Regions from separate parts of the Homo sapiens genome. Here region 2 is linked to region 1. A link is a loop called in an ENCODE intact Hi-C map of the cell type or tissue named here. Cell type or tissue: adrenal gland. All regions are shown on one strand.

Region 1 (5,000 bases):
CCGAATTCTCCCTCCTACACACAAAGCTAGTTCCCAGTTCTCCAGTCCCCCTCCATCCCTCTCCACTTCTGTAGTCTCTGCTGGGCTGCACTGGGGATCTGGTCCCAATTCCCCTCTCTTCCCTTGCTGCCCCTGTAACAAAGGGCTGGCCATGTGACATGATCTCCTCAGGCTTCAGAGAAGTGATTTTACCCTGAGCTACACAGGCAGGAAGACCACCAGCCTGGAAGGTGTGTGTGCAGGGTTGGGAAGAGGGGAAGGGCAGGTAGCAGGGGCCGAGGCCTGGGTTGCCCCACAGGGAAACTCACTATCCTCAGCAGGGCCCTTCAGCCACTTTCCCAACAAACAGCAAATCTCCGCCGATTGAACTCTGACTGAGGCAATGGGGGCATGCCAGGCAACAAGGTGGAGGTTTGCTACCGTGGGAGCAGGGAGAGCGTGGAACACAGACGCTCTGGGTGTTGAAGAGGAGGCTTCACCCTTAAATCCACACCAACAGCCCCCTTCACTTCCCCCGGTGAAGAACGAAGGACCCTGTGGGATTTCTACTTCAAATCTCTCATTTATTCCGACATCCACTCGGTTATGACTCCAAGTTATCAAAGATGCAAGACAAGAAGTCTAGAGCAGGAGTGGTGAAGTGGAGGTGGAGAAAGACGGCGGAGAGGGCTGTGTTCCTGGCCCCTCCTTCTCTTCCAATTTAGGGCACCGTTTGAAAAGTGTACAAGTAGTGTCCCTTAGCACAGACTAGACAGCAGAAAAGGACAGTGCAGTTGAGTGGGGGAAGCTTCCTTTTCCACAGGGTGGGGCCCTGCGGCTGCAGCGGGCAGGCAGGCAATCTCGAGCCTGGTTGGAGACCGTGCCCTGAGCAGCGTGGGCTATGTGGGGAAGAGCTGGGGCCCACCATCTCTCCAGCACCCCAAACCCAGATTCTGATTTGTGGGGCTAGCAGGGCTTAGCTAGGAAAGCGGTAGGAGGGAGGGGATTGCACAGGACGCTTGTACTCAGGGACCCCATCAATCAGGGGCAAGAAGTGGGTGATGGTTAACTGGGTCTTGATTTTTACAAAGGCAGGACGTACGAATGATGTTATTTCTGGCAAGGAGGACACGGCTGCTGTGGTTGATTGGCTGTGGAATTCCAGGGGAGCAAGGCACTAGGAAGTGGGGAACGCTGCCAGGCCCAGCAGCTCATCAGGAGCTTGCACTTGGCCCAGTTAGGGCTGGCCGTGGGACGGGCTTGTTGAAGCTGCTGCCGCCATAAGCTGCCCCTCTGCACCAGGAGACAGATCCCATTACCCCACCTACAGCTGCTTCCTGGTACAAGAGAAGAGTTACCATTTGAAATGACTCCACAGGAGAGTCTGACAAACATGTTTGCTTTTCACTGACAATTAAAATTGTTTTGCTGCTAATCTTGTTTTATTGTGGTCTTTCATCCATCAGCAAGCATCCCTGCACGCAAGATCAGAGTTGGGTAAATACATCCAGACCCTGCCAGGATTAGGGCAAGAGGGAGTGCTCTGGGCCGGCAGATCTTTTTCGGAAATTCTCACTTCTTGGAGCACTAAAGGGTTGTTAGTCTATCTGGGCAAGCCTCGTTTCCCTGGAGAAAATGGAGTCTCAGAGATTAGTGACTGGTCCTAGAGCTAATGAGTGACCAAAGTGTGACCAGAGCCCAGGTCTGCTTCTCAACCCAGGGCACTTTGATTCCAGATTGAGATGTAAGGTGACAGGTGCCTTAATAGTGGCGCAAAAGATGTGCATTCCCCTCTTCCTCCCTCCCCGCTCCCTGCTCCCCCAGCGGCACCCTGACCTTCCTCAAATGCAGAATCAAGATTTCAGCAGGGGGGCCAGCCCTTTCCCTGCCCCACCCTCCTCGAATTCAGTGACTCAGGAGTGGGAAGGGGGTTAGCTATGCCCTTAGAAGGGGGCCAGCTTCTGCAGAGGCCACTGGAAAACTCATCAGGATTCTCACTCACAAAGCCACTGCCACATTCTAAGTAGGAAGTCGGAGTTGGAAATGAGGCTGGTGTGAGACACAATAAATGGCTCATCGCCAGGAAACTGGGGAGTAGGGCGGCCAAGGGAGGGCGGCGAGCGTGGAATCCCAAGGCTAAGTCACGTCCCTCCCATCCTCAGGACTGGGCTGTTGCTCTGGTGAGATGAATGAAGATCCTGCTCCACGGCGTCACAGGTGGATGCTTACATAGAATGCCGGGCTCTGGGGGACTTGACGTGGTTTCAGCCGCTGCAGCATCGCCCCACAGAGATTCTGTGCTCTTCCTGTTCACCAGCCCGCTGTCTGCCATGGGGATTGGTCACGTGTTAACCACCTTTCGTTCAAGCTGTTTCGGGATCAGACTTTTCCTTCTCTGGTACATGGGAGACCTTTCCTCTCTGCAGCTCCTGAATGTACAAAGCCCCTGGTGCCTACCCGTGGTTACTGTGTGTGTGTGTGTGTGTGTGTGTGTGTGTGTGTGTCTGTGCGCGCGCGCGCGCGTGCGTACACCTGGGAACGGTTATGCACACCCTCACAGGACTGCATCCACACAAGCTACTCGGCGTGGTGGGCTGGGCCGAGAGACAGTCAGCTGGTCTCTTTGCTAAGCTACCAGAAGTCGGCTAACAAAATGAAAAAACTTCTCCAGCAGGGGGCGCTGGTTCCTAAGTCAGAGAAAGGATTTCGGGGAACACAAGGTTAGACACTTTCTGGTGCAGTCCCCACAAGCCACCTTAGGCTTTAAAGTCAACTTGACACGTCCCACGAGGAAGGGGGCAGGTGAGATGTGATACGTTCAGGAATCAACGACCCTACGGGAGCAGCTACAGTGACAGCAGTAGCTATGGTAACCAACGTACAAAGCTGGGCTGTGAACTAGCTGTTGGAGTCGTTTCAGCAAGCGCGTCCTGAAGCAGTGCCGTTGACGCCCCGCCCCTCGCTTCTCCAATGCTGGAATTGTAGCTCTCACTTCTCTCCTTGCCCTCTGTCCCCTTTTCCTAGGCACGGATGCTTCATCTCCCGAGGACCCGGGAGGCCTCCTGAGCCTTTGCTGAGCTTTCCCTGGTGCTCCTTTTTGCAGTCCAGCGAATCCAGGGGACTGGGGCACACTGCAAGGGGTTGTGGTGGTGCTGGGGCTGCCAGAGGAGTGTCCCAACCAAGAAACTGGCGAAGCTGCAGACTCGACCTAGCAGTCCCCCACCTCTGGCCCACAGAGTTGGAGCCAGGCCCTGTCTTGGTTCTCAATGCACTCAAAAGCTTAAATCCTAGTAAACCCTCCACTGCGGAGCGAGAAAAGCCAAAGAAACAGAAACAACCCATGTGGGGCTGTTGGAGGGTCATTCATCACCCCCATGGCCCCCGCCAGGGCAGCAGTGTGGGTGTGTGTGCGGGTCGGGGTGGAAGGATTTACACGTCTGTACTAATAGCCCTTGGATTGGTGAAGGCCTCACGCCCAGAGCCTGGCCAGGTCACCGGGTAACTCTGGGGTGCTGCCAATTTGAGGGATGGGGGTCCCCCCTCTTTGTAGTATGTGGGAGCAAAGGAGAGCCTCTCGCCTCCACCCCCATTGGGCACCATGTCAGCCGTCCGTATGTAAAAGGGGGAGCTGTATGGGGAGCAGGTAGTGCAGTGGCTCGCGGCCACCCCACAGGGCTGGCTGCAGGGCTCGCTGGTGAGAGGCGCCAGGCTGCCTCTGCCGTCCAGGGCTTGGGAGCTGCAGGCATTGCAGGTGGGGCCTCTGGGATGCGTGGGAAGGTCGTGCTCCCGCTCCTCCTCCTCGTCTGCAACCTCGGTTCCGCTCTTCTTGCAGCAGTAATACTGTGCGGAAGGGCAGAGGGATGCCTGAGAGGGTGAATGCTCCCCCCGCCCCATGCATTTTTGAGCGTGCACAGGTGCCCCTGTCCCCTGCTCCATGGAGAACCTAGTGCCAGGCACTGAACCCCAGGGGCCTGCTCCACAAGTTTCTAATCCCAGCTTTGCAAGGCCAGTACTGCTTTCCTTTTCCCCTCCCACCACTCCTCGCAGTAACTCCAGGCTGTAGTTGAGCGGGGCAGGGACACACACATCATATTGAGGACAGGGCTGGAGCTGCTGGCGGCAGCTTTCAGAGCCTCCCCAGAATGGTGCTCTTCCCATGCTCCTGAAATCTCAGAGGTGCAGGAGACACAACCCAATGACCCCGTATCTTTCCAGCACACTTTCTGTGTGCTCTGAGTGGGCAGGCTGGGGGGCACTTAGCTCCCTTCCGACCAGCCCCAACTCCCATCCTCCTTGACTTACGCCTGCTACATTCCATAGCTTTGGGCTCTGTGGGCCCTGAAGTCGGCCTCCAGTTTCTGCCCCCATAATGAAAAAGAGGTTTGCTGGTGGCCTGGCAGCCTCTGGCTACGGGTCCCGGGGACTGACCTGGAGCCTGCAGTAGCACAGGACGGCAATGATGCAGAGGAGGATCACCGTAGCTAGGATTCCGCCAGTGATCACAACCGTTCCCGCTGTCATCCGCCCGGCGCCCCATCAAACTCTGCAAAGATGTGCGGAGGGCTGAGGACCAGCTGTGGCTGCAGCCCTGGGCTGGGCCGGGGGGAGTCTTCCTGGAACTGCCCCGAGGCTGGGGCAGGGGGCCTGAGAGCAGCAGGTGCCGGGAGGGCCAGGCCCCAGGGGTTTCCTGAAGGCTGAGGACGACTGTGGCTCCAGACTGGGCCAGCCTAAGTGGGCGAAGTTGAGTACCCAGTTTCAAAAAGTTCTCACGATCTTTCCCCTTTGGTGCTCTTCTCGCCTTTCCTCTCCCGTCACACCCTTCTTAGCTCCCGCTTCTGCGTGGCTGCAGACACAGAGGAACAGCTGCCGCTGATTGCGGGGCTCCTCCCTGTGTGGCATCATGCTAAGCACCCCCACGCATCTTACTACATCCTCGCGATAACCCTTCGGGGCAGTTATTAGCTATCCCTACCGCACGCATGCTGAACGGGGCTGCGAATAATTTGGCTGCGATTCCACCC
Region 2 (5,000 bases), 550 kb after region 1:
CAAAGTGCTGGAATTACAGGCATGAGCCACCGTGCCCGGCCGCCTTCTGGTATTAACATCCTCATGTAGTGTCTCCCACATTGTACCAGAATGGGTCTGTGTAATCAATAGAATATGGGAGAAGTGATGATATATAATTAGATTAGATTTTAAAAGACTTTGTGACATAATAGAGATATGAATCAATGGAATTGAATTAGGAATCCAGATATAAACCCTACATTCATAGTCAATTGGTTTTGAAAAGGATGCCAAGATATTTTAATGGGTAAAGAATAGTTTTCTCAATAAATGATTCCGAGACAACTCAACATCCACATTCAAAAGAGTGAAGGTGAACTCCTACCTCACACCATATACAAAAATAATGCAAAATGGATCAAAAACCTAACTGTAAGAGCTAAAACTATAAAATTTAGGAAAAAAACATAGGCCTAAATCTTTGTGACCTTGCATTTGGTGATAGTTTCTTAAATATGACACAAAAAGCAAAAGTAACAATAGGAAACACAGATAAATTGTACCTCATCAGAAGGTACTAGTGGCTGGGCACAGTGGCTCATGCCATTAATCCCAGCACTTAGGGTGGCTGAGGCAGGGGGATCACCTGAAGTCAGGAGTTCAAGACCAGCCTGGCTAACATGGTGAAACCCCGTCTCTGCTAAAAATACAAAATATTAGCCAGGTGTGGTGGCAGGCGCCTGTAATCTTAGCTACTTGGGAGGCAGAGGCAGGAGAATCGCTTGAACCTGGGAGGCAGAGGTTGCAGAGAGCCGAGATCACACCACTGCACTCCATCCTGGGCAACAAGAATGAGACTCTATCTCAAAACTAAAATAAAATAATGTACTAGTATCTAGGACAGGTGTGGTGGCTCACACCTATAATCCCAGCACTTTGGGAGGCCAAGGTGGGCGGATCACCTGAAGTCAGGTGTTTGAGAACAGCCTGGCCAACATGGCAAAACCAGTCTCTACTAAAAATACAAAAATTAGCTGGGTGTGGTGGCAGGTGCTTATAATCCTAACTACTCGGGAGGCTGAGGCAGGAGAATCGCTTGAACCCAGGAGGCAGAGATTGCAGTGAGCTGAGATCGCACCACTGCACTCCAACCTGGGCAGCAGAGCAACACTCTGTCTCAAAAAAGAAGAAAAAAGAAGGTAGTAGTATCCAGAATATATAAAGAACTCTTATTCAACAATAAAAAGACAACCCACTTTTATTTTATTTTATTTTTATTTTTATTTATTTATTTATTTATTTTTGAGATGGAGTTTCACTCTTGTTGGCCAGGCTGGAGTGCAATGGCTCAGTCTCAGCTCACTGCAACCTCTTCCTCCTGGGTTCATGCGATTCTTCTGCCACAGCCTCCCAAGTAGTTGAGATTACAGTCATGTGTCACCATGCCCAGCTAATTTTGTATTTTTAGTAGAGACGGGGTTTCACCATGTTGGCCAGGCTGGTCTGGAACTCCTGACCTCAGGTGATCTGCCCACCTCGGCTTCCCAAAGTGCTGGGATTATAGGCATGAGTTACCACACCCAGCCCCAATTTTAAAATGGGCTAAGGATTGGAATAGACATTTCTCCAAAGAAGATATGCAAATTACCGAAAAGCACATGAAAAGATGTCCAACATCATTAGTCATTAGGGAAATACAAATAAAAACCATAAAATAACATTTCACAGCCACTAAAATGTCTATAATAAACAGACAGTAACAAGTGTTGGTGAAGATGTAGAGAAATTGGAACCTTCTTACATTGTTGGTGGGAATGTAATATAATATAGCCCCTTTGGAGAATAATTTGGCAGTTGTTCAAAAAGTTAAACATAGAGTTACCAATATACATTCATATTCCTTGGGATTTCTCTGAGGTCCAGGTTTAAAGCACCTTCTTCCAGAGAGTATTTGAATTTGCTCTCCCAGGTAATTCTGCCAGGTGGAGCAGTACCAATCTAAGGCCACTTTAAATTTGTATCTAGGGATTTTAGGGATTTGCTTTTGTTGTTGTTGTTGTTGTTGTTGTTTTGCATGGTTAGGAACTTTCATAAAAACATATTTTTCCTCTGACAAAACTTAAGTTGAGACAGACAAGCATCCCTGACAAATCCTGCCATTTTTTTTTAAATTTACCTGCTGAAGTGAAGTATCTTTGTGGGGGGCGGGGGGCGGTTCCCAAATCCATGCAGGGGCTTCCATCCAATCTTGCACCATAAAGGGCTAAGTCTTAGTTTTCTCCCCTGCTCACTGAATCTACTAGAACCCAAGCATTAGGCCACCCATGTAGACAAATGCCCCCAGAGCAAATATTAACATTTGAGTGCACTGTTGATTTCAAGTCTTCCTACCAACTGAGCCATACATATTAAAGCTTTTTGAGTGTGCGTGTGTGTGTGTGTGTGTGTGTGTGTGTAAACACACACACATATGGTTTAATTGGGAGGCCATTAGGCTGAGATGGCTTCAGCACCTTGGGTTCCTACCCAAGCAAACCAAAGTTCAATGTAAATGGCAAAAGAAAACTTAAGCCTAACCAATCAGAAGCCATCAATTAACTTCTAACTAGGGATTTCCACGTTAACCAATCAAATATATTTTATTTGTCTTGCTTCCACAAACACGTCATAAAAGTTTGTCTCTCATTCCCCTTGGATCACTTCACTGCTTGCAGGCTGGTGCTGCCCCACTCATGCATTGCTGAATGCTCAAGTAAACTCATTAAAATATTAATGTGGTCAAGTTTATCTTTTAACCATTTGTATGTGTGTGATGTGTGTGTGTGTGTGTGTGTGCGTGTATTCCATCATTTTTAGGGGTTGCATGCCAGGAGGATTTTTCTGGACACCTAATCTTTCATACTGCCCCAAATGAAAAATCTGACAAAACATATTAATTGTGCAGACATTCACACACCCCCACTAAAAAAATAAAATCTTTAAGTAAACACTACTCTCTGGGAAAATGCTTATCTTTTGATTTCTTTTACCCCCTGGATATTCTTGCATTAATCATGTTCAAGGAACACAGTGGAGGAGTGAAAGGTTGGATTGAAGCCACATTTAAAATAGTCCTAAATGCAAAAATAGGAATATAAGACTATTTGGATTTCCAAACTGTCACTTTTGTGATTCAATAGATTGAAACTCCATGGCAGGCATAGTTCCAATTGGCAATAGTTATTTTTTTCAAGTAGATTCCTTCATTCAAACTGTTGAGTGACTCCTACAAATCTAACACTGGATTAATGCTGCATGGAACAAAGGAAATGATGAAAGACGCAGTTCTACCCTGAAGTAATTTGTAAGCAAATCTCAGAAACATTTCTTGTACGCAAATAATTATGATGTAAAGCAAAATATGACAGGTGCTAAATAAATGGTGAGAGTTCAGAGAGCTAAAGAAGTTAAAAGTCAGAAGCAGTATTTCTAGCTAGGAGTGCAGGTAGAGTGACCAATCGTCCTGGTTTGCTGGAGACTGAGGGATCTCCTGGGATGCAGAACCTCCAGTGAGAAAACCAGGATAGTCCTAAGATAACCAGGACAGTTGATCACCTAATAAAGGCGGATGTATAGAAAGAAGCAGAAAAGGCTTCATACAAGATAGGAGATGGAAGTTGAAAAAGACCTTGTGGAATTAATTGGATTGGATTGGCTACCTTTGTTAATACATTTAACATAAACACAACATTAACTTCCTCCTCTACTTCTCAATAGCAGTCCTAGCAACTGTGTAGTGATTCCATTCTTGCTTCAAAAGACAAAGTTACCAAAAAAAAAATTAGTTTAAATATCTAATTGACTTTCATCTGCAATTCAAGAAACAGGTAACATCTCATCCTACATAAAAGAATGGCGTTTCACGGAGCTGATAAGAGGGGATTGGCTTTATAGGCAAAAAAGCACTGAAGAAAGTAGAAAGATAACAAAAGGGAGATTGGTCTTTCAGCTACTTTTCTTATAGGGTTAAAACAGAGGGAACTTTCTAACATGCTTGGTCAGGTAAACTGGGCCCCTTCTGATTGGTTGCTGTGAATCTCCTGGTTGGTTGGTTTTAACTGACAATTTCAAAGTTCAGTTGATTATATGGCACTTAGTTTCAGTGACTCCATTCTGGTTTGGCCTGGTCTGTTGGGCCAGTGCAGAAGCTCAGTCCAAAACAATGGCCTCCCATAAATTTTATTTAACAGTTGTATTTGCTTTAGATTGTCATACAGGTTGAAATCCTTTATTCAGCCATTGATTTCTGGTTTCACTACTGTACTTGTGTATCCTAGACAGTTTTCTAATTTTCAGTTGCTGTACATCCCTTCAACACTGAGTTAAAAAAGCTTTTTGGAATGCTTCTTCCCCCCAAATGTATTAAATTATAATAGAGTATTTGTGGCAATTATGCCCTTGGGTCAACAATTGGAAGGCTGCTTAGAAACATCAAATTGGTCTTCACTGACTACAGATCCTCATAAGCAATAGCTGACCACGCTTTAAATTAAAGAGGAGAAAAGGTGTTTGCCTACTTGGAATACTATAAACCAGTGCTTCTCAAACTTTAACATACGTACAAACTACCCCGAGTTTCCCCTATCTTGTTAAAATGCAAATTTTGACACGTGGAACTGAGGTTCTTATTTCTAACAAGCTCCCAGCTGATTTCATTGCTATTGGTCCTAGGACCACACTTTAAGCAGCAAGGCTATAAAGCAGACAGGCCCTTTAAGTGACTTGTACCTTCCTAAATTTCCCTGCACCCCCTAAAATTTTTTTACGTTGCTATTAAGTCTGAAATTCCACCAATTACATTTCTGTAAAATGAGCTGTAGATTTATTCACAACTTAATATTAATTCTTTTAATCTAATAGTTTTCCTCATCATATCCACTGAGTTGGGAACTTTTATGTATGAACATTGGTTTTTATAAATAAGGAATTTTAATAATGAGGCACTGTGTACGAAAGAGTGAACAAAACAGTGGGCAGAAGGGGGTTAGAAAGAGGTGGGT

What was found. A loop is a pair of places that touch in the nucleus more often than their neighbours do. Peaks named below come from ENCODE experiments on the same cell type or tissue, not always from the same donor. Only the 100,000 strongest peaks of a DNase experiment are listed, where the experiment ranks them.
Region 2: it touches region 1 in a loop (4-fold over the local background); 10 of 110 quality-filtered maps call a loop at or near these places.

The regions. Positions count from the first base shown.
Region 1 is chr1:179,812,598-179,817,597 of GRCh38, reverse strand. FAM163A (family with sequence similarity 163 member A) reads right to left here. Exons shown (of 5, transcript NM_173509.3): 4 at 4,408-4,522; 5 at 1,400-3,819. The coding sequence starts at 4,500. The coding sequence ends at 3,409. It overlaps LOC105371634 (a long non-coding RNA gene), which reads left to right. Exons shown (of 5, transcript XR_007066756.1): 3 at 1-230; 4 at 1,071-2,699; 5 at 3,004-3,303. Among named protein-coding and RNA genes, the nearest start is that of MIR12116, 11 kb to the right of the region's middle. RefSeq lists a silencer at 4,279-4,504. In adrenal gland, a CTCF peak has its summit at 2,661 (motif pointing right); DNase peaks (open chromatin) are centred at 1,618, 2,597 and 3,688; H3K4me3 peaks cover 1,451 bases; H3K27ac peaks cover 1,689 bases.
Region 2 is chr1:179,262,413-179,267,412 of GRCh38, reverse strand. No RefSeq gene overlaps it. Among named protein-coding and RNA genes, the nearest start is that of SOAT1, 29 kb to the left of the region's middle. In adrenal gland, no CTCF peak of the experiment used is centred here; no DNase peak of the experiment used is centred here.